2 separate regions of the Homo sapiens genome follow, and region 2 is linked to region 1. The links are chromatin loops, found by intact Hi-C in ENCODE. Cell type or tissue: endothelial cell of umbilical vein. All regions are shown on one strand. Links, peaks and the distances in the headings refer to the core of each region. The heading gives the core; the rest is flanking DNA.

What was found. A loop is a pair of places that touch in the nucleus more often than their neighbours do. Peaks named below come from ENCODE experiments on the same cell type or tissue, not always from the same donor. Only the 100,000 strongest peaks of a DNase experiment are listed, where the experiment ranks them.
Region 2: a loop joins it to region 1, with 4 times the contacts of the local background. A loop is called at or near these places in 4 of 110 quality-filtered maps.

Annotation. Positions count from the first base shown.
Region 1 is chrX:150,575,747-150,591,458 of GRCh38, reverse strand. The region is part of intron 1 of MTM1 (myotubularin 1); the gene reads right to left. Among named protein-coding and RNA genes, the nearest start is that of MTM1, 15 kb to the right of the region's middle. In endothelial cell of umbilical vein, for the core only: a CTCF peak has its summit at 3,656 (motif pointing right); no DNase peak of the experiment used is centred there.
Region 2 is chrX:150,442,874-150,454,638 of GRCh38, reverse strand. It overlaps MAMLD1 (mastermind like domain containing 1), which reads right to left. Exons shown (of 8, transcript NM_005491.5): 2 at 9,027-9,185. The coding sequence starts at 9,122. Among named protein-coding and RNA genes, the nearest start is that of MAMLD1, 85 kb to the right of the region's middle. In endothelial cell of umbilical vein, for the core only: no CTCF peak of the experiment used is centred there; a DNase peak (open chromatin) is centred at 8,278; H3K27ac peaks cover 781 bases.

The DNA of each region.
Region 1 (15,712 bases), core at 534-8,533:
TTACAAGGTTAGGACTGTCAGGATTCCCCCGTGAGAGTTCAACACTACAAGGCCAAGGCTTGTGTCTGTCTGGTTCGTGGCTGTATCCTGGCGCACACTGGAACTCACAACTATCTGGTGAATGATTATGCGGCAAATATACAATACTGTGAAATGTCATGATGGGGCAAACATGTATACTAGTTCACCAAATCCCAGAACACTGGAACTAGGCAACTACCACTGATGCTTGAAAATTAACAATTAGAGCAAAATACGTCTTTATAGAAAGAGATACTCAACTTAGAAGAGCTGAAACTACCTACAGGTAGCACAATGCAAAATTAAAAGTAACTTTTTAAAAAGATTAATGAATAACACTAAAATGAATTAAATTCAGACAAAATCGTAAAATATGCTTTGAAAAACCTTTCTAACCTTAAGTTCATGTCCAAGCAAAATAACCCATTATTCTCAGAGATAGCAGAATGGATGAGATGAACTATGGAGCAAGTCAGATGTATCTGCTCTGAAATTTTTCTATTGACAAAACAAGACTATATATTAGGGGCAGATTTTCTTCAGTAACAGATATAAAACTACCTTTTAGTATAGATACTTTAATATTTAAAATGCTTCACTAATGTAAGTCAACATTTTAAAACAAAAAGTTAAATTCTTACTATCAAGTCAGTAGAAAAAATCTAAAATCCTGGTTGTACAGTCAACTCAGTCAACGTCACCACCCTGTTTATTCATGGGCCATAAAAGAATGATGAGTCTTCCTGCTATTTCTGATTTTCATGAAAAAATTTCAATTTAAAATGAATATAAAGGACGAAATCCCTCATTTTCCCTTCATTTAACTGTTTTACTACAACTCACATACCATACAGTTCACCCTTTTCAAGTGTACAATTTAAAGGTTTTTAGTATATCCAAAGTTGTGCCACCCATCACCACAATCAATTTTAGAACACTTTTATCATCCCAAAGAGAAACCCCACCCCATACCCATTAGCAGTCACCCACCACTCCCAATCCTCCAGCAACCACGAATTTGCTATCCCTATAAATTTGCCCACTTTGGGAATTTCATATAAATGAAACCGAACAATATGCAGTCTTTATGTCTAAAGCTCTAATTTTTAGAGGAACACCAGACACTACTACTACTGTTAATAGTTGGATCAAGTATACATCCGAGAAATCCAAAGGTCCAGATAACATGTGCCAGTTCCACAATGAGGCTTACTTTAAAATCTCATCAGTGAGCCTCTCTTTGTTGAATGGTTTTGATTGATCCCTGAAGATTATAGAAGCTGGAACAGCATCATGCTGGTGTGCACAAATGTTGCAGCTGACTACATTCAAATTCCAACTCTGCAACTCACCATTTGACCTTGAGTAGGTTATTTAACTTCTCTGGGCTTTGGTTGCTATTACCCCCATTTTACATCAACATTATTAGGTGAAACAAATGAATTAATACATTCATGCAGGGCTTGGAACCACACAGTGTATCTGTTAACAAATTACTAGTATTTTTAAAATTTTTAATTTTTATGAGCACAAAAGGATAGCTAGTGAATGCCAATGTCTTAGCCAATTCTACAAATTAGTCCTGACCTTGGAAATACTAGGAGAAAAGTTAACTAATACAGGGATAGCGCATGGCTAGCAGCCACTCAGTTATAAAGTGCTTTTTGCTTAAAAAAAAAAAAAAAAAGACAATAATGACTCTAATAGGAAAATGGAAAGCAGTGTAGTACTTTGGAAAATGTACTAGACAGGTGTGTACAAGCCCTGGGCTGTCTCTAACTTACCAAGCAAAGAAAGCTCATCCATATCTTCGTGTATAAAATGACTATGTTAGTGTAAAGGCAGTTGGATGATAATTAGAAGCTATAGTGAAGTCTACAAAAATCAGCTACCCTTTTGGTTACAGAGTATTTCATCCCAAAGCCCTAACAATCAAGTTTTTTTATCCTTTTTATTTAAAAAACAAACAAAAAAATGTTGATTTTTGGCTACCTTGGCTTTAAAGCAAAAATTAAAAGTTGATTCCGTATATATATGTTAACTACAGCATTCTAACCAGAGGTAGACTTCTATCACTTTTGATCCCCCAAAATAACCTTTGAGATGATTTAAGCCCAACCCTCTCCTATTACAGAGGAGATGCGGGGGGCCTAGAGGGTGTGTGACAAGGTCCTGGAGTGACTTACTGGCAGGGACAACTCTAGCCTAGGTCTCCCTGCATTGCAGAGTCCCTTCTACCTACAGAAAAGTGCTTCTAAGTGGTCTCTGGAAGGAAACCAGGTTGCACGTGACTGGTCCCAATCTCAGTAGAACAGCTTGAGACTAAGAAACATAGTTAAGAGAACTCAACTCACCTAGCCAACCAACCTTTGGGGCCTCTAAGCCCCAAGAATTTTATGTTTTATTTATTTACAGCACCTGTAACAGTGCCTGGCACCCAAAAGATACTTAACAGGTATTTGTTAAATGAGTGAATGAACTGGGCAATTAAGGATTGGCCAAGGAACATAACAGTTGTTGGCAGTGTAATATTTCACTTAAGCCACAAGTTCATACAAACTCATGTTTGAAATGGTACGACAAGGCCTTGGCTGATCAGGATGGTCCAGGCAGGGTGGTTCTGGGCAGCAAATTTAAGTGTATATACTGTTATGTAGTTAACTGCAGGGTTAACTTGTACCCCTTTGAAACGATTTGCACTGAAAATAATTTGAGTAATGCTATCTTCCCTTATAGACTTTTCCATGAACATTTCAAATTAAGGTACAGCCGTCCCAGTACAGGGGGCTGGGATTGGTCAGTTGAATCTGTGGAGGCAGATACAAAAACCTCTTTCACCGCGCCCTTTTTCCAGACTAAGGAACTGTTTTTCCTTTTCTGTTGAATATGAAAAACAACAATACACAAACCTGAAGCACACATTAACTAAAAACATTAAAAAATGCATGCCATTTTAACGCTTATGTTAAGAATCTAAAAGCAGCAGAACTAGAAAATAATTTTGATCTCTGCCTCATAGGGCCTTTGCAAGCAAACTGTAAACACCACGGAGAGCTCTATTTCCCATCGTCACCTGAGTTGAGATCAATGGCCCTGAGTGGTTTTTCTGAACTTTTCTGTATACAAACAAAACAGTGACAAAGGTATGCAGCTTTTGTCTTTTGATGAGCCTTTAATGTGGTTTATGACTCTGTGTTGGCATTTACGTTAAGTTCAATCATGCTCTTTCTCTGGAAAGATGCTGCTTATGGAAACATACTGAGACTTAAAACTTGACTTCTAAAGTTTGTCAGAGAACAAGCAGCCTCTCCGTTCAGAATTCCAGGTCTTTCTAAGGTAGTTGTCCTTACTTAGAAGTCTGTTTTCAAAAAGATGCCAAATCTCTTTGGCAGTGGTGCTCAATACCATCAGACCCGAAACTCCCTTTTTATAAAACAAATTTCTGTAAAGTCCCCTTTGCTAGGCTGAAATGAAAACCATGGATATCCTCAATCTAAACATGATACAAAATCAATATACTGTACTAACTCCAATATAAAGGAGAAATAAAAGGACAGTGATTTATAATAAAATAATGTATTTTTCAATGAATTACACCATAACCAAAACATGCCCCCATTTCCAATTTGGCCTCTAGGGGGAGCGTCACCCCCAATGAGAACCATTCACAGAGTTCTGTACCTGGAGTGCCAGTAAACACAGGATTTACTATAAATTTATTCTGATTTTTTGCATTAAAGTAGCTTGGATTGTAGGCCACCTAGGATGCAAAAAAATGAAACATACCTTGAGACGTCCTCAACCAAATCACTGTGAACCAAGATAAATGTTCATATTCCAGCCATTTTGAGACCAGGTACACCATCAATTTAACACATATATTTGTTTATTTGGGGGGAAGAAGTGCTCAACTCACATGAAAATAAACTATGATCTGCAAAAGCAGAAGTTTGGTTCATTTTTATACATTTTCCTTTGAACAAGGGACTGACAAATTTTCCGTGTAAAGGGCCAGATACCCAGACATTTCTGTTGCAACTACTCAGTACTGCGTTGTAGCACTGAAGCAGCAATATGTAAATAAATGATGGGCTATATTCCAATAAAATTTTATTTACAAAAACAGGCTGTCACGCCCTGCATTAAGCTGTTAAAATAATTCCCATGTGAACCGTCTTCAGCCGAAGTACATAATAATCATATTCTCTTAAACTAAAAAACAAGCTATTAACCCCACCATTGAGAGCTTGTCAAAATGCCACTATGCGCCCACCTACAAAACAGTGTGATACAGTTGAAAAAAAGGAAGGGATTCTGTATTCAGACCAATTTGTGTCTCAGATCCCAATTCTCTCACTTAATTACTGCAGTTTCCAGTCTGTAAAATGGGTGTGACGCCAGCCCTCACAGTGCTGTCATGAGGAACAGGTAAAATTATAGCACAGCAGATGGCATAACAAAGATGCTCAAATACCAGTTCCCTTCCTCCTACCAGAGATGCTTTATGCTTTTTTTTTTTTTTTTGAGACAGAGTGTCACTCTGTCGCTCAGGCTGGAGTGCAGTGGTACCACCTCAGCTCACCGTAACCTCTGCCTCCTGGGTTTGAGTGATTCTCCTGCCTCAGCCTCCTGAGTAGCTGGGATTACAGATGTGCGCCACCATGCCCAGATAATTTTTGTATTTTTAGTAGCGACAGGATTTCGCCACGTTGGCCAGGCTGGTCTTGAACCCCTGACCTCAAGTGATCCGCCCACATCGGCCTCCTCCTGTGGTGCTAGGATTACAGGCATGAGCCACCACACCCAGCCCAGTGAACTCTTAAGTCATTCCCCAAACTGGTGCTAATATGTTAGGTTGGTTGTCCACAAAATATACCATATCCTTGATTGCCTAACCATTCTGCACACAGGTTTTCTAAGATGATCAATCTAACCTTGCCAAGACTCCAATCAGCCTTACAGTAGTTTACCTTCAAATATGCCTCCTTCCATTAAAAAAAGAAAACACTTGACTCCTAGCCCAGGGAATCTTTCTGTGAAATACTTAACATACAGATCTCATCTCATTACTTTCTATTCAGGCTCAGATATCTAAAAATAGGCTACAAATCTAACTATATTTACTCCAAAAAAGGATCCCCCAAGTAAGCGGTTTACTGTCCACATAGACACATGTAACAGAAGCATTAGAGCTTCTTGATTTGTCTTGGTCACTTCAAATCTTAGGGCTACAGTGTATTTGGTTTGATGATTCCTCTTTGAAAATTATATGATGCTATATAGTATTTCATTTAAAATCTCACTCTCTGTATAATTTTGATATTTACAATTCATTTTAAACATGATGATATACCTACCCCTATTTCTTTAAATGTTGCAAAGACCTTTGGCTAAAAATAATGTAATTCAGACTCAGTGGAGAATGCATTTTGAATCATTTTTTCCAGTGGCTAGTGATGGATTTGGGCTGATCTCTTCACCCTATTTCTTGGTCCCCTCACGACAAATGGCACATCTTCAAGACAGCTGATTGGCTTTAGTGGCATGAGCTGTGGCCATGGAACAGGGTAACTTTAGAAATTATTCATAAATTGAAAGTGATATGGTAAGTAAACTATTAGAAAAGTCAACTACTATCAGGTTATCTGTTTTTAATGTACAAAGGCTACCTAGCAATACTGCACACATTTAAACAGATCATTAAACTCACCAATGGATTTTTTAACAGTCAAATACCTGCCAGTAAACAAAGTTTTAAAATAGGAACAAGATCAAGTTCCCGTGCATCTGCCAATTCCAAAACTCATGAACCCAGCTGATCTGCTCAATGAAAAAAACTGCATTTTATTGAACTATTTTCCCCTGTGAGAACTATTCACAAAAAGTACATTTTAAATTTATAAGTAAACAGTAACTTATTTAGCAAAAGTTAAAACAGTAATTGTTGAAGAATAGAAACGTATAAATAGTTATAACTATGATAGTAACAAAGGTGCCAGATCAAAACATCTCCTTACTTTCCAAGAACCTTCTCAGGTCTGGGCTAAAGGACCCCAAAGAAAAGCCCAGGCATTGGGCATTACTGATGAAGATTCTTCTGAGCAGAATCAGTAGTGGAGGAGGGAGGAAAAAAGGAACTCTAGAGTGGATGTGCACAGTATCTAGAAAACTGAAGAGAGGAGAAAAGGTTGGAGATAACCTGCCATTTGAAACAATTCCTCTAGGTACTCTCATTTGAAGGCAGAAGCAGGGGCTTCGTTGGCATATGCTTTGTTGGCATTTACCTACTTCAAAACATGGAAAGCTTTTCCTGACCTCCCCCCACACACACATACACACACACACACTCTTTCTCTCTCTCTCTCTCTCTCTCTCCACTTCTCTGTACACCATACATATTTCTAATATAGTCAGCCCTCCACATCCAGGAGTTCCACATCTAGGGATTCAACCAACTGCGGATCAAAAATATTTGGGAAGAAACACAAAAAACAGTATGACAAAAAATAATACAAATACAAATAATACAAATAGAAAAATACTTCAAATACTAATTTTTATTTGTATTTACATAGCATTTCCATTGTATTAGGTATTATAAGTAATCTATAGAGGACTGAAAGTACACAGGAGGATATGCAAGGTTATATGCAAATACTATGCCATTTTATATCAAGGACTTGGGCCTCCAAGGATTTTGGTATCCTCGGGAGTCCTGGAACCAGTTTCCCGCAAATACCAAGGGACGATTGTATTTCATTTCTTACCCTGTACTTATGCCTTGATATTTTGTGTCCCGTCTCTTAGATTTCTAGAACTTCCTAAGGCCAAGGACCATGTTTTCCATTCTGGCACCAGCACAAAGCACAGTTTGGGTACTCAGTATTCCGTGAAGAAACAAATGTAGCATCACCCTCATAAACTTTCATGACTTTGGAGAAGTTAGTCATCAGTCATTAAAGGTACTCCAACCTACCTCCCTAGGGCTGATTTTTAGGTTTATAATTCCCTTGCATATCTTTAAAATTTTCCACATGTATACATCCCTAAATAATATGATTTTCCATGTTTCTGAAGTCTTATGTAAATGGAATCATTATATATTCTTCTGCCACTTGCTTTTCTCACATAGTGTTGAGAGAGTCATAAATGTTGATGCATATAGTTGTGTTCCACTCATTTTCACAGCTGCATAGCAGTCCACTGCTTTGCACTTGGTTTTTCCATTCTCCTCCCAGTGATCATTTGAGCTGTTTCCAGGTTTCAATTATAAACAGTGCTTTTATAAGCATCTTTGGAAACGTCTCCCATTCCTAGCATGCATATAAGAACCGTATTTTTGTGCCAGATTTTCATATATATATATGAAAATATATATTTGCTGCCATATATAAAAATATATTTGCTGCCAGATCAGGTATGGGAAATATATATTTAATATATATATTTAATATATTTTTAAAATATTTTTATATATTTAACATATATTTAATATATATATTTTAATTTAATATATATTTTATATTATATATATATATATCAAATATATATATATATTTAATATATATTTAATATATATTTTATATATTTGATATATATTTATATATATTTTGTATATTTAATATATATATTTAATATATATTTTATATATATTTTATATATTAAATATATATTAATTTAATATATATTAATTTATATATAATATATAATTTATATAATATATATAATTTATATATTTATAAATAATATATACAAATTATTTATATATAAATTATATATAATATATATAAATTATATATTATATATAAATTATATATAATATATATAAATTATATATTATATATAAATTATATATATTATATATAAATTATATATTATATATAAATTATGTATAATATATATAATTTATATATAATATATATAAATTATATATATTTATAATTTATATATAATATATATAATTTATATATATTTATAATTATATATAATATATATAATTTTTATATATTTATAATTATATATAATATAATATATATAATTTATATATATTATATTATATATAATATATATAATTTATATATATTTATAATTATATATAATATATATAATTTATATATATTTATAATTATATATAATATATATAATTTATATATATTTATAATTTATATATAATTTATATAAATTATATAAATTTATAATTTATATATAATTTATATAATTTTTATATATTTATAATTTATATATAATTTATATATATTTATAATTTATATAATATATATAATTTATATATATTTATAATTTATATAATATATAATTTACATAATTTATAATTTATATATAAATATATATAATTTAATATATATTTAAATATATAAATTATAAATTATATAAATTATATTTAAATATATAAATATGTATTTATATTTATATATTTAAATCAAAGTATCTGGAGAAGATGGATAATAGATGAAAACATAGGCAAATCCACCGTTTGAAATGAAATCCCAAGCTTGTCAACACTCTAATTCAAGCAGATGGGCAGTCTATTGGTGTCCTGGGGCTGCTGTAAAGAAGTCCCACAAACTGGATGGCCTAAAAGAACAGAAATAAATTCTCTCACAGTTCTGGAGGCCCAAAGTCCAAAATCAAGGTGTCAGCTAGGCCATGTGCCATCTGGAGCCTCTAGGGGAGAATGCTTCCTTGCCTCTCCCTAGCTTCTGGTGGTGGCTGCAATCCTTGGCATTCCTTGGCTTGCAGCTTCACCACTCCAATCTCTCTGCCTGTTGTCACATGGCTTTCTCCCTGTGTGTCTGTGTTTTCACATGGTGCTTTCCTCTTTCATAAGGACCCCAGTCATGCTGGATGAGGAGTCCACCCTACTCCAGTGCTGCATGACCTCATCTTAACTAACTACAACTGCAGTAACAAACAAGACCCCAGTCTGAGGAAATAGGGACTAGGGCTTCAGTATATCTTTTTAGGGGACACAATTCAACCCATAATAGGCAGGAGGTTGGCTACAGAAATTAACAATCTATAAAATGGTCATGTCAACATATGGTTACATTCAGAACAATTTCATTTGTCAATCTATCCATAAGCATTCAATGAATACCTATGAAATTAACTAGTACTGAAATAATAATATGGTTTTTTAGAAGAAATAATGAAATGACAACAAGCCAGTCATTCTGAGATACTCCTAACTCAGCATATATCATTATTTAAATCTTGTTTCCAAAGAGTTCACAATCAGTAACTATATAGTGGGCAGCTACTCTGGACCACAATGGAGAGTTCCCCCTCCCCTCAACCAAAAAAATTTGAGATATGTCTTCAAGGAGCTAAAAACTGAGTTGGGAAGATGACAAACAAATGTTTAGATAACAATAAAGATAATTAATATGTATAAAAAAGGTTAAATAGTAATAAAGACAATAACAGAGGTGATACAATTAAAGCAAAACAGAGTATCTGCTTATGCTAATGATCACGGCTTTCATTTACAGATCATCTACTACCTGTCAGACATTGTTCTAATCACAGATTAAGTCATTTAATCCCCACCAAAACCTTAAAAGGCAACTAGGTATTACTATCATCATATGACAACTGACAAACACAAGGAACAGGAAGGTTAAACAATTTGTCTGCTAATAACTGTCAAAGGTGGAACTGAAATCTAGGCAATCTGACCGGCCCTCTCATCCACTAACAGATAGATATCTGTCATTCTCATTCTCTCATAGATGATCATATTAAAATGAGGACATCATGCCTCCTGCTTGCACAGCTGGATAAAAAAAATCTTTTCGGAATTTCATCCACGTGATAAAATCTGATGGTCACAAAGAAGAACCCTAGACTTCACTTTAAAGATGAGTCAACAAATAGGCTTTTTCCCCTGAAATCCATGTCTGTGAGTCACTGAAACAGCACAACCCTTGATTGTCTACTATTTATTTGTATCCACTTAGTCTTTATTAAAACTATCTTTTAAAAGGAGAAAGTTTTTATTACTAGTGCACAAAACACCCCATGAGGTGCAACTATCATGTAATGAGGCATTTGTTAAAAAGCCTGTCAGATCATATATAGCTGAGTTATTCTTCAAAGTAGTCCCCTTTGATGGTGTACACAAATTCCAGCAATGTGGCCACTGTTCAAAGTATTCTTTGAATTATTCTTTTGAAACTGCCTTTGGAATTTAAAGCTACATAAGGTACCATCTCATGAACTTTAACCATATCTTAATTTTTAAACCAAAACCAATGCTCCATACAGCACCGGTGCCCATTCTATGTATTAATAGAGGTGATACAAAATGATTTTGGCCTAGAGCCTTTGAGGATATTTTTTTTAAAGGTGCGAGGATATTTTTTTAAAGGTGCCTGGTCTCTGAAGTCAATCCAAAGAAGAGTTCCAAAATACATTGAATAATTTGGATTTGGAACTTCCTGACCTTCCTCTACATGGGGCTTTTGGAACGCTGCCTAGGGTCTTTTGATTGTTGAGAATGTTGGGCTTGATACATCTTAATTAGTCCTAACTTGCAAGAGCAGGTTGACCTTGAAGGTTAGCAGAGATAAGCAGTAGGAGTAGCAGCTTGCCCAACAGGCAGTTTGCCATAGTAGAGAAGGAGTATGCAAAGGGAATCCCCAAAGATGGCTTAATTAGGATCCTGGGAGAATCAGAAGGAGAAAGACTTGCCATGACCTAGAGAGTATGGACAATAGTTATCTTCATACTTGGAGCAGTTACTTCTTCCAGTCACAAATACAAACAACCACGTATCCTTGTTACAGAAGAAGGTGAAAGGACTGAACGTACATATTTTTATAACTTGGCACTATTGGCAGACAAGGTTTCACAGATGGGGCAGAAATAACCTGAAAAAAAAAAAGGCAGAAATAAAAAAGGCAAGATGAAGAAGAACCAAAACCAGTGTTAAAAGAATGGCAAGGAAAGAGAGGATGAAGAAATTCCAGTTCTAAAATAATGATACATGTGAATCTCGCAGAGAAGATCTATGTCTTTTGAAGGAGCAGTATATGCTGCTCCACAAAGAATTCCCAAGATCCAGATGGAAATTCTGTTATCGACACTAGGAGGAAAAGCTGGGTAGTGGTGGTTAAGAATGGGTATAAATGTGGTGATATGTATAGTCAGTAAGACTATTCATGAGGTGTGCTATCTTCCTGAAGATTGTATCTGAGACGTGGCTTCTATTAACGTAATTCAACATCTATCCATGATTTTTAAAAACACCCTCAGGAAATCAGGAATTGTCAAGGGCACCTATGAAAAACCTTCAGCTGACATCACACTTAGAAAGCATTTCTTCTTTCACCAATAAGAGTGGGAACAAGGCAAGGACGGTCACTCTTATCACTTGTATTTAACATCTTTTAGAGCTTCTAGCAAGTTCAAAACACATAACATATTGGAAAAAAGAAGTAAAACTGTATTTACAGACAACATAATCATGTATGCAAAAAAAATCCTAAGAATACTACAAAAAAACTACTAGAATAAGTAAATTTAGTAAGGCTGCATAAAACACAAAGCCAATATAAAAATTAATTATATTTGTATTGTTAGCAATGAACATATGAACACTGAAATATAAAAATACTGGCCCAGTGCTATAGTTCATGCCTGAAATCTCAGCACTTTGGGAGGCTGAGGCAGGAGGACTACTTGAGCCCAGGAAGTTGAGACCAGCCTGGGCAATACAGCAAGACCCTATCTCTACAAAACATAAAAAAAAAAAATTAGCTGGGCATGGGGGCATGCACCTGTAGTCTTCAGCTACTTGAGAGGCTGAGGAGGGAGGATCACTTTAGCCCAGGAGGTTGAGGCTACAGTGAGCCACCATCATGCCACTGCACTCCAGCTTAGGTAACAGAACAAGACCCTGTCTCAAAAAACTTTATTTTAAAAATGTCATTTGCAATACCAAAAAAAATGAAATACTTAGGGAAACACTGAACAAAATACGTCCAAGAATCACACACTGAAAGCTACAAAACATTGCTGAGAGAAATTAAAGACCTAAATACATGGAGAAATATTGCATGCTTGGGCCAGGCGTGGTGGCTCATGCCTGTAATCCCAGCACTTTGGGAGGACGAGGCGGGCAGATTACCTGAGGTCAGGAGTTCAAGACCAGCCTGACCAACATGGAGAAACCCCGTCTCTACTAAAAATACAAAATTAGCTGGGTGTGGTGGCGGGTGCCTGTAATCCCAGCTACTCAGGAGGTTGAGGCGGGAGAATCGCTTGAACCCAGGAGGCGGAGGTTGCAGTGAGCTGAGATTACACCATTGCACTCCAGCCTGGGCAACAAAAGCGAAACTCCATCTCAAAACAAAAATATACAGATAGATAGATAGATAGATAGATAGATAGATAGATAGAGATATATAGATACATATCGCATGCTCACGGATCAAAGACTCCTAATTGTCATGATGTCAATATTGATCTACAAAGTCAATGAAATCCCTATCAAAATCCCAACAGGCTTGGACAAGATGATTCCAAAATTTGTATGGAAAGGCAAGCGACCAAGAATATTCAAAACAATCTTGAAAAGAAAAAAAAAAAAAAGTTGCAGTACTTCCACTACCTGATCCCCAGACTTATTATAATGCCTCAGTAATCAAGACACTGCAGTACTGGTATAAGGATAGACATACAGATCAATGGAACAGAACAGAGACTATAATTAGGCCCTTCTTTTTGAGGTCCTAGCAATGGTCAATTGATTTTCAACAAAATTACCAAAATGTGTGGGCCTTTTCCCACAAATGATGCTGGAACAGTTTGATGTCCATATGGAAAAATAAATGAATCTTTACCCTTACTTCACAAAATATACAAAATTAACTTGAAATGGAACATAGACATACTAGTTTTATATTGCTGAATAACAAACTTAGCAGCCATAAACAGCACACATTTATCATCTCACAGTTTCTGTGGGTCAGGTGTCCAGGCACAGCTTAGCTGGGTCCTCTGCTCAGGGTCTCACAAAGTTGCAATCAAGGTAATGGCCAGGCTGCATTCTCATCTGGAGGCTCAACTGGGGAAAATCTGCTTCCAAGCTCATTCAGAGTGTTGGCAGAACTCATTTCCTTTAGGCTGCATGGTTGAAGGCCCTGGCTTTTTGCTAAGCAGCTTTTAGTTCCTAGAGACCACCTGCAGTTCCTTTCTATGTGGCCTTCCTCAATGTGGCTGCTCACATCAACAAGTCAGCAAAGAGAATCTCACCTCGGGGAGGACCCAGACCTTCTTTTAAGGGTTTTGTGCTGATTAATTCAGGCCTACCCAGGATAACTTCTCTTTTGATTAATTCAAAATCTACTGGTTGTGACCTTAATTATATCTGTAGAATCCCTACACTTTTTCCATATTCTAGTCTATATTCTAGAAGCAAGTCACAGGTCCTGCTCACACTCAAGGGAAGGGGATCACACAGGTATAAACACCAGGGGTTGGAAAGATCTGTCTGCCAAAACAGATCTAAACATAAGAGCAGGACTAAAAAAGTTCTGGAAGGAACACAGGGGAAAATTTTTGTGAACTTAGGTTAAGTAAAGATTTCTTAAAACACAAAAACTCAAACCATAACAGGGGAAAAAGTAAATAGGACTTCATCAAAATCAAAACTCCTTGCTCTTGCACAGGCACAGTTAAGAAAATGAAAGACAAACCACAGTTTGAGAGAACATGCTTGCAAATCACATATCTGATGAAGTACTTGTATCCAGAATATAAAAAGAACCCTCACAACTTCAGACAGACAATCCAATTTAATAAGAAATGGGCAAAAGATTTCAGCAAATCCTTCACCAAAGAAGATAAACTTAATGGCCAACAAGCACATAAAGACATGCTCACTATTACTAGTCACTAGGAATTTGTAAGTTAAAAATACAATGAGATACCATTATACACCCAGTCAAATGGCTAACATTTTAAAGGCAGACAATTAAAGCCAGTAGGAATGCAAAATGGCACAATGGCATGGCCACTTTGGAAAACAGTTTGACAGTTCCTTGTAAAGTTAAACATACACTAAACATATGGCCCAGCAATGCCACACCTAAGTATTTACACGAAGCAAATAAAAGCATGAGTCCACACAAAGACTTGTATGTGAATGTTCATGGCAGCTTTTTTTCAAAATGGCCAAAAACTGAATCAACTCAAATGATCAACTACTGAATGAATAAATTACATTATAACCATACTATGGAATACTACTCAGCAACAGAAAGTCAGGAACTGCTGATACATGCAACAACACAAAAATGAATATAAAAAGCAGTATGCTAAGTGAAAGAAGCCAGCCACAAAAATACCACATAAGCCTATCCTTGACAAATTTCAAAGAACTACGAGTGTTCACATCATATTCTTTCACCATAATGCAGTTAAGTTGTAAATCAGTTTTGAAAATACCCAGAAAATACATTTGTAAGTAAAAATATACTTCTAAACAGCTCGCAGGTGAATGAAATAATCATAATAGAAAATATCACAACTAAATAATCATGAAAATACTATGTTTTGAAACATCCAAACAGCAGAATAAATCTAAAGAAAGGAGGAGAAAATGAAGAATGATTCCTGGTATATTCTTTAAGTGAAAAGGGCAAGAGGCTGAATAGTGTATGAAATATGTTTTTGTGCAAGAAAAGGGGAAAATACATGTACGTGCTTGCTCAAATTTGCAAAAGATACTTAGAAGAACAAACTAATAAGATTGATCATCTACGGGGGGGAAAGAAACAGAATACCTGGTCAGAGATGGGGTGAAAGCAAGACTTTTCTGAATATACCTTGAAATAAATGTGACTTCAAAATCATATAAAGTTTTTACTCGTTAAAAATTAATCAAAAAAGCAGGGGAAAAGCCCTAAAAGGGAAACAAATGAACATAATTATATTATCAAGTTGGTGCCATAACCACAACTGACAAACCTCTGGTTAGACTAATAAAGAAAAAAGGAGGGCACAAACAAACAATAGTAGGATGCAGGAATGAAAAGACAGACACAGCTATAGATTTGGCAGACATTTGCTGGTAGTTTATAATCTTCCAGGCCCCAGGCAGCTCCATGTGCAAGTTCTAGCAACATTCAAGGAACCAGTAACTCCAATCTTATACAAACTTCCAGAGAACAGAAAAAGGGAATATCTCAACTCACTTTATAAGGCTAGCATAAGCATGATACTAAACTAGACCAAGACAGCACAGGAAAACTAATACCAAATCTTATGTATATAAGATGTAAAAATCCTAAAGAAAGTATTAGCAATCAAACCCAGCAGTAAGAAAGAACATGACCCTGTTGAGTTTATCCCAGCAATACAAACTTAGTTAATGCTACAAAGTTATACTAGAAAATCCCTTAAAATAGCCTACCACATTAACAAGTTCAAGGAGGGAAAACACAGGTTCTCCCTCACGCCTGTAATCCTAAGCACTTTGGGAGACTGAGGCAGGAGAATTGCTTGAGGACAGGAGTTTGAGACCAGCCTGGGTAACACAGTAAGAAGCCCTCTCTACAAAAACACAAACCAAAAACCTATCTCCATAAAGGAAGAAAAGGGGCTTGATAAAACTCAACATCCACTTATGACCGAAAAAAATGTACACTAGAAGTGCCCCTACACAAAA
Region 2 (11,765 bases), core at 3,727-11,726, 140 kb after region 1:
GACTGGGACAGAGGAAGAAGGCACACTCTGAATGTGTTATTAACAGAAACCTCAAAACAGTCTGTCTCCTTGTAGTCATTCAAAATTATCTTTTTCTTACCTGGAAAACTGAAACTGAATTACCGGGAAAAACACAGGAGATTTTTGTTTGTTAATATGCTGCCAATAAAGTAATTTTATGTCAAATTTAACTACAGGAAAGGGCAAGGCATTTTCTAAGTTCCTTAGATGTCATGTGGCTAAAAAAAACAAAAGGATGGACAGCAGTTAGATACTGTACACTTAGCTGTTTGAAGCCATATATTCAGAAAGCAGATGTTGGGAGTTGGTGTTTGAGGACTGATTTCCTGGAGGTATTTTATATAGGCCAAGTTCATTGTTCTAAACTCTAAGGGCTTGACTTGAGGGAGGAAAAGAGGCAAGAACATGTTTAGTTTTGCTGACAGCATCACATGGGCAGCCCTAAGGCTAGACAACTTTAGGGCCTGAAGCTTATTCTAGGAAAGAAGCACCTACAGAGTGGCACTGGGCTCCCCTCCACTATAGAGATGAAGTCATATGACAGTAAAGGGCAGGCAGGGCTGCCTAGGGGGCCCAGAACTGACACTTCCATTAGAATGAGCACAGGCCAGGGAGAGAAGTGGGGAACCAGAGAGAAGGAGCTGGAATTCTAGTAGGACAAACGGTAAGTGAACAACAAGAACAAGTTAAGAGTGTGTGCAGTATTCTTTCAAAGACTGAAAAAATAGTGATGTGATAGAATGGCAGGTGGCTCTGAGCAGGCCAGGAGAAGGACTGGGGGCAGAGCATCCCAGGCAGGAGGGCAGCAAGTGGGAAGGCCCTGGGGTGGGGCTTTTGGACTGTTCCAGTGACGGGCAGGCAGCCAGTGTGCCTGTCACACAATGCACCAGGGAAGTAGTCGTGAATTTGCAGAGGGTCTTGCAGGCTATGGGAAAGGGATTGGATTGTATTTTGTTTGTAGGGAAGCCATCGGGGGACTTAAGCAGAGGAAGGATTGGCTTCATCTCTTTGAAAAAGTTCTCTCTGGATGCTGATGGGAGGAGAAATGGAAGGAAAAGAAACACTTTTAGGGGCAAGAACTTTTGAGAAGGGTGGAATTGGGAGTGTGGAGTTGGGGCCAGCTTTGGCACAGGAGGGGAAGCTAAACACGTGGCCGCATGAGGGCCTGTAATTCTACCTGAAATGGGTACCATTTGTTAGGGTAAACAAATGAACCAAATGCCCAGTGATACAGACCAAGTGTTGGCAAACTTCTTCTGTGATGGCCCAGGTAGTAAATGTCTCAGGCTTCGCAGGCCATGTGGTCTCTGTTGAAGCTCTGTGTAGTAGACAATATGTTAATGACTGGGCGTGACTGTGTGCTAATAAAAGTTTATTTACAAAAACAGCCCGTGGGCTGGATTTAGCTCACAGGCTGTAGTTTGCCAACCTCTGACCTAGAGCATGAACTGAGCATCTTCTTGGAGGGAAATAAGTTCTTTCCAAGTTGCCCTCCTCACATTGCAGGGGGCCATGTAGGCCCATTATTCACAGAAGAGTGGGTGGGCAACCTTTCTGGAGCAGAAAAACGTAAAGATTTCTTCCGTAGTGCAAGTAAGGTGACCATTTCTAAACCGTGCAAGTGATCCAGCAGTCCCAAAAGTTGTTTCACTTCTCATTGTGCGCCCGTTCTCAGGTGCTCCGAAGCTTCCAGTCCTTTGTAGGGACATGGATGAAATTGGAAATCATCATTCTCAGTAAACTATCGCAAGAACAAAAAACCAAACACCGCATATTCTCACTCATAGGTGGGAATTGAACAATGAGATCACATGGACACGGGAAGGGGAACATCACATTCTGGGGACTGTTGTGGGGTGGGGGGAGGGGGGAGGGATAGCATTGGGAGATATACCTAATGCTAGATGACAAGTTAGTGGGTGCAGCGCACCAGTGTGGCACATGTATACATATGTAACTAACCTGCACAATGTGCACATGTACCCTAAAACTTAAAGTATAATAATAAAAGAAAAAAAAAAGAGAGGAGAGAAACATCATCCCCTCCAGGATACCCTTGGGCCTTGTTCTTATAGTCTTGTACATTGTTGAACAATTTGCATGGGCTAGTGGATTAAAGCACACCCTCCACCCTCAGGCCCTCAAGGGTCTCTATGATAATACAGTCTCACCTTCTACCCTTTCCATCACCATCCTAGGTGCTATGGCCAACCTTGAGGCTGCCATGTTAGGTCTATGCATTTCCCACCTCCACCACATAACTCTCTGAAGGCCAGGTAGTTTCCTATTCATCTTGGTAACCCCAAAGCCTCGTGACAGGGCTCAGCTGGCATCTGCGGATGTGAATGAACCATTGGAGAAAATGGTACTCTGCAAATAACTCTGTTATTTTCCCATTTCCTGTGTAAGGCCTAGAGACAATGACTTTTTAATTGCACCCCTTCCCCTCTGTATGACACTGGCCTTCTCTTGTGTCCAGCAATGTGGGTGGCCTAGATGATTTCTAAGGGACTTCTGGCCAAGATGAACAGCAGCTGCATCTTACTGAGCATTTACTATGTGCCATATACTCAGCCACAGCTCTAGGGGCATAGAAGCAGGAGCTCTCAGGGTCAGGGCAGTGAGTGAGCAAGCGAGCACCTATGCCAGCCCTGCCTCTGGATGGGGACTTGAGAGGGTGATGGAAGCCTGCAGCACTGGAGGGAGGCAGACAAAGACAGGCCTGTGCTGAGGGGGCCCGGAGCAAGAGAGAGGGAGGCAATGACAGCAGAGACATGCCTGCGCCTTGGGTTTGAGTGCCCAGTGGTCAAATCCACTTCCCTGTGGCTGATGCTTGCCTTTCTAACTTTGGAATTTAGGGGTTGGAGATCTGGTGAGAAGGTAGGAGGGAGATGAGGAGGAGAAGGGAAAGGCAGGAAGGAAGGGGAGGGAAAGGAAAAGCAAAAGGGGAGGAGGAAGGTTTCCAACAAATTATTCTATATCAACTGCGGAAATCAAAATTTGTTGCCCAAATCTTAGAAGCTCATGTCCCTCCTCCCCAGAAGTCTGGAATGCAGCACTCCAGGGGTAGCTTATAACCCAAATATCTATCTGTAAAAAGAGAAACATTGGGCTTTCCAGCTGTGGATTCCCAGTAAAAGCAAGAGGCCTCAGCCTACACAGGCCAGCCCAGAGTTTGAGGAACCCCAGGCCCACACCCACAGGGCTGGCCCCTGGGTCTGCATACTCCCTAGAAATGTGCACACTTCTGAGCCTCAACTCTGTCCTGGAGTCTAACAGCATCCCTCTCCTTCCTGGGGCAGTTCCACCTCCAGAAACCTGTTACCTTGGGCCTTATGTCAAGGAAACTGTGGGAAAGAGCTAGGCAGGAATGCAGATGAGGCCAGCATGGGCTCCTAAAAGTTTAGAAATAGGCAGTGTCATGCTCCCAGGTGCCTGCATAAACCAGCTGAAAAATGGAGCTCCCCTCACCAGCACTCTCCCTTCAAACAGACTGTGATTTGCAGGTCACTGGTTTACCAAGCCAGGCTACCCAGGCAGGACCCAGATGCCAAGCCCAGTGGTGTCCTGCAAGCTGAGCAGTGCTCAGTTCTTGCAAAAAAAGGTCTGTGTGAAGGCAAGGCCTCTGCCTGGCTTCTCACCCCAGTTGGGTGTCTGGAACAGGAAGGAGCCCTTACTGCAGAAAAAGGAGGAGGGAGCAAAGGGAGCGAACAGCTGCGTGCTCCATGGGGAGGATCCCCAAAGTAGAAAGGCGCATACACACTGCAGCCCTTGACCCAGAATGCTCACAGCTACATTACAGATTCAGGTCTCCTCAGTGTAGTGGGGCTGCTGATGAGACTGTGGCATCCTCAGGGGTCAGGACACACATTTTCCATCACTCTTCTGATGGCAAAAAACCTCTGAGCCAATGCCAACCTCTGATCATTAAAAAAAAGTGCTCACAGCAGTGTGTGGTTTAGGATCATGCCCTGTGTGGTTTGGAACACGTGCACAACCACACCTTGTTCATCACCATCCCAGAAACCCTGACGCAGGCAAAGAGCAGAGTTATTAACCCTACTTTACTGATGTGGATACTGAGGCCCAGAGGCTCATGCAAGTTATCAGTAAGTGGCAGGGACAGTTGCCTCTAGATTAACTAGCCCCTAGGATCACCTGGGTCTTGGAAGGGGACCCATAAACATGAGCTCCCCTCTCTTGGGGCCAGATTTGCACCTGTGCCGCGCCTTCAGCCTGCATGAAGCAGGGGCTGCTGGCAAAGACTCAAAGCTGTAAATCTGGGTTTTCTCTTGAGGCTTCTAAGGGAGCTGTTTCGACAACTCACTCTGTTCCCAGCTGGCTGCCCCTGCATAGGGTTTTAAAGCAGCCTAGCTTTCTGCCAGGCTTGGCAGTGGACAACGCTGGTCAGAACATCCCAGAGAGCTACCAGAATGAAGTAAGTTTGCTTCTACTCTTTACCTGTTTATGGGCTGTCTCTGCCACTGGAATGAAAGGCACTGAGAACAGTGCCTGGCCTGCAGAAGGCCCTGGAAATACCTGAGCTCCTAATCTGGGAATAGGAGTAGGAAGAGCTTTGGAGGCAGGGCACCTGAGTTTGAGATCTACAACTTCCTGCCTGTGTGACATTGGGAAAGTCTCCATCCTTTCTGAGCCTCAGTCTCCACCCTGGGGAAGTGGAAATATCAATCTCTGTGACACAGAAGCAAATGAGCGAATGTGCACAAAGTACCTTGCACAAGAGAGACGCTCAAACACTTGCCTCCAGGTTTCACCGAGAACTACAGAGTAAGATAGATTTGTTCCCAGTGGAGGAAGCCTGGGAATAATTTGCCCCTAGACTATGAATTCCTGGGGCTCAAGATCGAGCACAGGGCCAGGCACACAGAAGGGACCCTGGAAATGTGGCAGGAGGCCAGAGATAGACAGGCCCTTAGAGCTCATACCCATGCCCTCTGACCTCAAGAAGAAAGAAACCTGCTCAAAATCTCACAAAGAGCTTGTTCCAACCCTGAATCGAGTCTGAGGACTCCTTCCTGAGTCCAGCACTTTTTCTGCAAGAAGTATATGCCTCCAAAGCTGATGGGCGCAAATCTTGAACCCCGTCACATAAACACAAAGGGAGGAGGTGACTAGAGCTCCTCCTACTGGATATGTCTAAGGTCACCAGTCTAAAGAAAAGGGATGGATAGAATGAGGCCAGTATTTTTGCAGCCATCCAAATGTCCACATACGCTGTTACACTGAGGGCTCCTCTCTCCCCCGTCTTCAGCCCTACTTGCATTTAGAGGTGAGAAAGATATGGGCTGAGGGGTTGTTTTTCATCGTATTGTAGATGGAAAGCACACTGCCCTTGGGGCCATCCAAATGTGGACCTTGATGTAGCACCCCACCTTCTGGATGGCCATCCTTCTGAAAGTCACTGAATTTCTCAGACTTTATTCTCTTTATCCATAAAGAAGGAGAATAATAATAATCCCCCCACCCTGCCCAACCACTGACTGGTTGGGAAGCTCAGAAGAAATACTGGGCACGGCATCCCATTGTAATCTATAGAGTGAGTCGCTTCTTAATATTAAATGGCTGAACACAGAAGATGTGCAAAAAGTACTGTGTCCCCTTCCTCCTCCAACTGAACATTTCATGCCCTTTGCACCCTCATTTTGTCTAGGAGCTGCCTTATGAAGGGAATAGGTACCTGCTCCGAGCTGGAGGAATCTTTGCCACTTATGGTGGGGTATGGACTGAGACAGAGATGGCATGTGACATGCGCACTGAGTCTCAACTCCATGCAGGCTCTGGAGCACTCTCAAATTGGAGTACTAATGCCTTTTAAATTCTCACACTAGCAATCCTTTGACCTACTGATCTAGGGATCTAGGGAAAGAATCGTGATCTTAACTTCAAAGGGAAGGACAAAATGTTCTGCCTCCTGTTAAAACTCCATACACTAAGTGCAGAGACTGGATGCCTTATTAACCTTGGGTAGATGCCCAAATGTTCAAAAGGTCAAACTCTTCTGTTCCCCAGATCGCCAGAGTCATTAACCAGTCACACTATTAAATGAATGAACAGATGCTGAAAAGGTACTTGCATTACTGAGATTTCTTATGGTGATGGCCCCTGCCTGATATGTATTCAGCATTTTGTAGTTTTCAATGTGCATTAGAGTATAGTGGTGATGACATTGGCCTCTGAGTTTGCCACTTCTTATATCTGTGACTTTGGTCAAATTGCTTAATCTCTCTGAGTCTCGGTTTCCTGGAGATAATAATAGCTTCTTCTTCCCAGGGTTATCATGAGGATTACAGGAGATAATGCCCCAAAAATGCTTAGTAAAGTGCCTAGCACCTAGTCAATGCTGAATTAAAGGTGGTTATTCTTACTTTTCGTTCATTTGAACTTTGTTCTCAGGGAGGGCAAAGGATAGACAAAGCCCCATAGCTAGTGAGGAGTAGCTGCAAGACTAGAACCCAGGTGTTCTGAGCCCTAGTCTTAGGCCAAGAACAACTGTTACGTGAGATGCACGTTTTCCTTCAAGGGAGCTCACAATTATTTCCATGTAAATTCAAGGACTGCTAAAAGAGAACTCTCCTCTGGGACTGATATCATTTTATTTCAAGATTGATTTGAAACATGTTTTTTGTTTGTTTGTTTGTTTTCTAGGAAAGAACAAGAGAACCAGTTAAGCTGAATGCCTGAAGCAAATCTCTGTTAGCGATGTTTTCAGGATGAGGGAGAGTGGTGCAAGAAACGTGCTTCCAGATGCACATGGTTTCCTGGGACTAGGGTTCAGGGTGTCATCCCTGGGTGTTATTAAGTGTCAGAAGGAGAGCAAACAAGGGAAACATCTGAGATCCAGCTAAGGCTACACCCTGGAAATGCAAGCCCAGCTCTTGCAAAGGACCTCCTTTGGCCACTCACCTTCCAGGCCTTACAATAACTTGTTTGGACTGCAGGTTTCTTGGTGGACTCACAGGCCATTCTGCTTTTATTTGGTCAACCTCAGTTCACAAGCACCCAGATGCTGAGATCCTCAGCATGTGCAGCAGAGTTTCATATTAGCACTGGGTACCTTTCTGAGGCTACAGGGATACCGTACAGCAGCACCTGTCACGTCCAGCCAAAGGAGTGGGCTCTCTCAATGTCATCCAATGCTGTTTCAACTGTGAAGAAGACCATCTGAGAGAGTTGCTTTTGGAGGCTGAGGCAAATTTTTAAAATTCTTTGTTCTCCTCAACTGGGGTGAATTCTTGGTCTTCTAGGACAGCTTGAAGTTTTAGAAAGAGTCAAGCCACTCAGAACCAACAGAGAACTCTTTCAGAGAACAAGGTGTGGCATAGAGGAGGCAGAGGGCTGATCTTGATCAAATCCAAAGTGTGACTCTAAAGCAATGAATGTGAATTTTTGGCAAAGCTTACAAAGGGCTCTAAAGGCCATCTGCAAAGAGAAGCCAAGCCTGGAAATGACGTAAGCAATGACAACTTTTCCAGAGTAAATGCACAGATGGCCACTCCAAGGACCTATTCTAAGGACAACCCCCACTGGAATCTGTGCATTCAACTGTACACTGATCAAAACCAAAGCAGTTACTTACTGGCCACACTTTTTAAGAGTGTTGATGGAGTTGGGGAGAAGGGGAAGAGGACCCCTGCATCCACAATCCATCAACACTTTCTTCTACAATTTGGCCCAAGTGAATGGAAACAAGTGGGAAATAAAAGAGAAATTTAAAGTCATGCTAAAACTGATCACGGACTCTGGGAGCATTATCAGGTTTTTCTTTACTGACTCAATTGTTGATCATAAAAGAGAAGCATGAAATATAAAGGGTAATTAGGATGGAGGTTAGAGATTTCTTTCTAGAAGAGGCCTAAGGCCTGGCAATTTGGACAGGCTGCTGGCCAAGTAATGTCTCCATCTCTGCCATCCCACCTGACTGCAATCTCTGTGAGAGCTGGGGAGTGCAGTAAACAGTTTTGTAAATGTCTACATGCTCAACTTGATAGCACATTCTCAATACATTGTTGGTGGTTGACAATGAGGAAACAAAGAGAAAACAAGATTTCAATCACCTCCATCCACATCTGTGCACATATCAGAATTTTAAAATAAATTGAAAGCTGACTTGCTGAAAGTGGATTGCCCTGGGAATTGGAGAAGACAGGCCCTCTAGTTATGTGAAATGGCATTACCTCAGAGCCCAGGGCTTCCAGTTCTATGAAAAGGAAGGAAGCCGACCCACGGCTCTATAAGAGCCATTTCCTCTCTGCTCTATTAATTCCAGAGATTAAGCAAGCCACTCCTCTGTGGCCCTAATACCCTGAGATAACAGCTATTGTGTTTGCTGCAATTCCTGCTAACAGAGCTAATCTTGGTAGATTGGTGGTGTTGCAGGCTTTTATTGTCAAATTAAACTAGTCAATGGCTCTCATAGTCCCTTCTATCATCATCCTGCTCCTAGAACTACCACTGGAATCCCTAATCCTGAGGTTCAGAACACTTGGATGATGTCTGAGTTCCCAGGGAGGAAAGTAGAAGTGTGTCAGATGAGTTTCTAAAAGGACAACAGGGCCAGAAAGTTGAATGGGAAGACCTCTCTGTGCCTACTCACTAGCTTTTTGTTCTCAGTCATACTAGGAAGCTCATGCAATATATCTAGTGCTTGCCATTCTGACTGGCTTCTATTAAGAGAAAAAGTAAACTCGTCTTCCCTCTCTCATCCTTCCTCATTTTTCTTATTGAATGGGTGCAATGCAGTGATCACTACTAGACTGGGAGGCTATATGGAACCTTAGACTATATTTCCAGCTCTTCTAGAAACCCACAAGGGGTGGGATCAGCTCATCTCCTAGATCTCTTCTAGATCACATTTGAATTCCTTATATTTTGAGTTGGATCCCTGCCACCAAGTTTGCACAGAAAATTTCAATAACACATCTTACGTTCAAGTTTAAGATTAGAAGCATTAAATACCCCCCTCCCCCCATGGCCCATTGTCTGACCGATTCCTGGAGCTTTCTGGGCTCCTGACGATTTCCCACCATGGCGAAATGGGGAAGCATGCTCTTGATTACAAGCCGACTTTTCCAGTCATCCATTGTTTGACCTGCAAATTTATTCTTGACTCTCCAAGGCGTTTCCCAAACGACCTAGACACAGGGCTTAGGGAGACAAAAAGTACACTGTCTTTCAGATATGAAGATGAGACCACTGACCCCGTGAATCACAGACTTTCACTCTGAAGACAGGTTTGTGTGGAGTCAGCCACATTCCTTTTCCCTTCCTCCCACCCACCACCCTCATTGAGCACCCCCACCCCCAAGAATGAGGGGCATTTTTGTGAGACAGTTGGCTGGGATAAAATGACAGTCCTTGACCAGAGGAAAGAACAAAGTTCACTGGAAGGTAGAGGGGTGGATGGAGGAGCAGCTTCATGTGACTAAAATAACACTGGGCCTACAAGTATGATATCTGGGTCCTACGTCTGGATTTGCTTTTGTGTGATATGCAGTGAGATCCAGGAAAACTTCCTCTGTTCTCTGAGATGCAATTTCCTTATATGAAAACATGGTGGCTAAATTAGGTGATGGCTTAGGGCCTCTTCAGCTCTACTAGAGTAAGCCTTATGGTTCATAGAAGAAGCAGCCACCAACTGTGGCACTGTTAGGATACAGCCAAGTGAGCTAACAGTTCAAAGCCTGACAGACACAGGAAGGGAGCAACAGATATTGAAAGGGGGCTCATGAAACCCTGGTGCACTGATGTAAAGGAAACTGACTGAGCAGGTTATGATCATGGCTACTCCTCCAGTGACAGATAAGCAGACATATGCAAACCCAGGTAAAGTTTCATTTCTTTTTGTTTTTCATGATGTAGACATGAAATAAGAGCTCCACTAAGACATTAATATATAAGGACAGCTCTACTTCCCATAAACCTCCTTGGCAGTACAGCATCAGCCTCTAAAATCTCAAGTCTAAACCTCTGCCTCTGGAAATATGGAGAAGTACTTTTCCCCATTCTCTCACTGAGTATCACTAAAACCTCTGGGCATTATATATAAAACAAACATAATAAGACATTAAAAGGTGGAAAGAAAAAAGTATACTGGTTAGGGACCTTGGGACCTGAGCAATGATGCAGTGGCGAGTTCTCTGGATTTTGTTTCTGCCTCATATATACCAGACTTGGAGCTGAAGAAGCCAGAAACCCAGAATGCCAATGGGCACTAACAAAGAAGCCCCAACAAAAGCCTGCTCTTTCTAGCCAAAAGACCAGGAAAGAGGTAACCTAGCAAGACAGAAAACTTTTAGACAATAACTGCTCTACTCCAGCCAAACACCATAGAAGAAAATGCAGTCCCATTATATTCCATCAACAAAAGCCAAATGAGGAGCCTAGACTCCACCCCCACATAGCAGTAATGAGGTGCCCTTCCCTATCCGCACTAGAGTAGTATCAGTAAAAGCCTAGTAGGGAGTTGGAATCCTCACCCCTGTCCAGCAGTAATGAGGAGCTCCATCCTCCCTGATGTCAATGAAGAATAAGATGGTGCCCGCCTTCCCTGCCAGAGCAGTGTCAGAGGAAGTCAGCTAAAACAGAAAATTTAAATAAGATCCAGTCTTATAATGCAATATCCAAAATGCCCAAGTTTCAGTAGCAAAGCACTTGTCAGACCAAGAACCAGTAAGATATCAAATGGAATGGAAAATATTATCGGCAGATGCCAACAGCAAGATGACACAGATGTCAGAACTGCCTGACAAGGATTTTAAAGAAGTAATCATTAAAGTGCTTCAACCAACAATTACAACCATGCTTGGAAGCAAATGAAAAAAATATAGAAAGTCTCAGCAAAGTAATCAGAATTCTCAGCAGAGAAACAGAACATATAAAAAAGAACCAAATGGAAATTTTAGAAATGAAAAATACAATAATGGAAATAAATTCAGTGAATCAAATCAAGAGGATAATGGTAAGAACAGAGGAAAGAATTAAGATAGAACAATAGAAACATCACACTCTGGGGACTGTTGTGGGGTGGGGGGAGGGGGGAGGGAGGAGGGATAGCATTAGGAGATATACCTAATGCTAAATGACGAGTTAATGGGTGCAGCACACCAGCATGGCACATGTATACATATGTAACTAACCTGCACATTGTGCACATGTACCCTAAAACTTAAAGTATAATAATAATAAAATAAAATAAAATAAAATAAAAAGAAATGATCAATCTGAACAACAGAGAGAAGATATCCTGGAAAAAAAAGTAAACATAGACTCAGGGACATACAGAATTACAAACAAAAGATCTAACTTTCATGTCACTGGAATTCCAGAAGGAGATGAGAAAGAGAATGAGACCAAAAAAAAAAAAAAAAAAGTATTCAAAGACATAATTGCTGAAAACTCCCCAAATTTGACAAAAGACATACATCTGGAAATTTAAGAAGCTGAGTGAACCTCAAACAGTATAAATATAAAGAAATCCACTCCAAGACCTGTAACAACAAAACTTCTGAAACATGAAGAGAAAAGCCTTGAATACAGTGAAAGAGAAATGATACCTATAGAAGAAAAATAACTTGAATGAGAGTGAATTTTTGTTCATAAACCATGGATTCCAGAAGGAAGTAGCATAATATTTTTCAAATGCTGAATAAAGAGAACTGTCAACCCAGAACCCTATACTCAGTGAAAATATGCTTCAGATATGAAAGGGAGATCAAGACATTCTC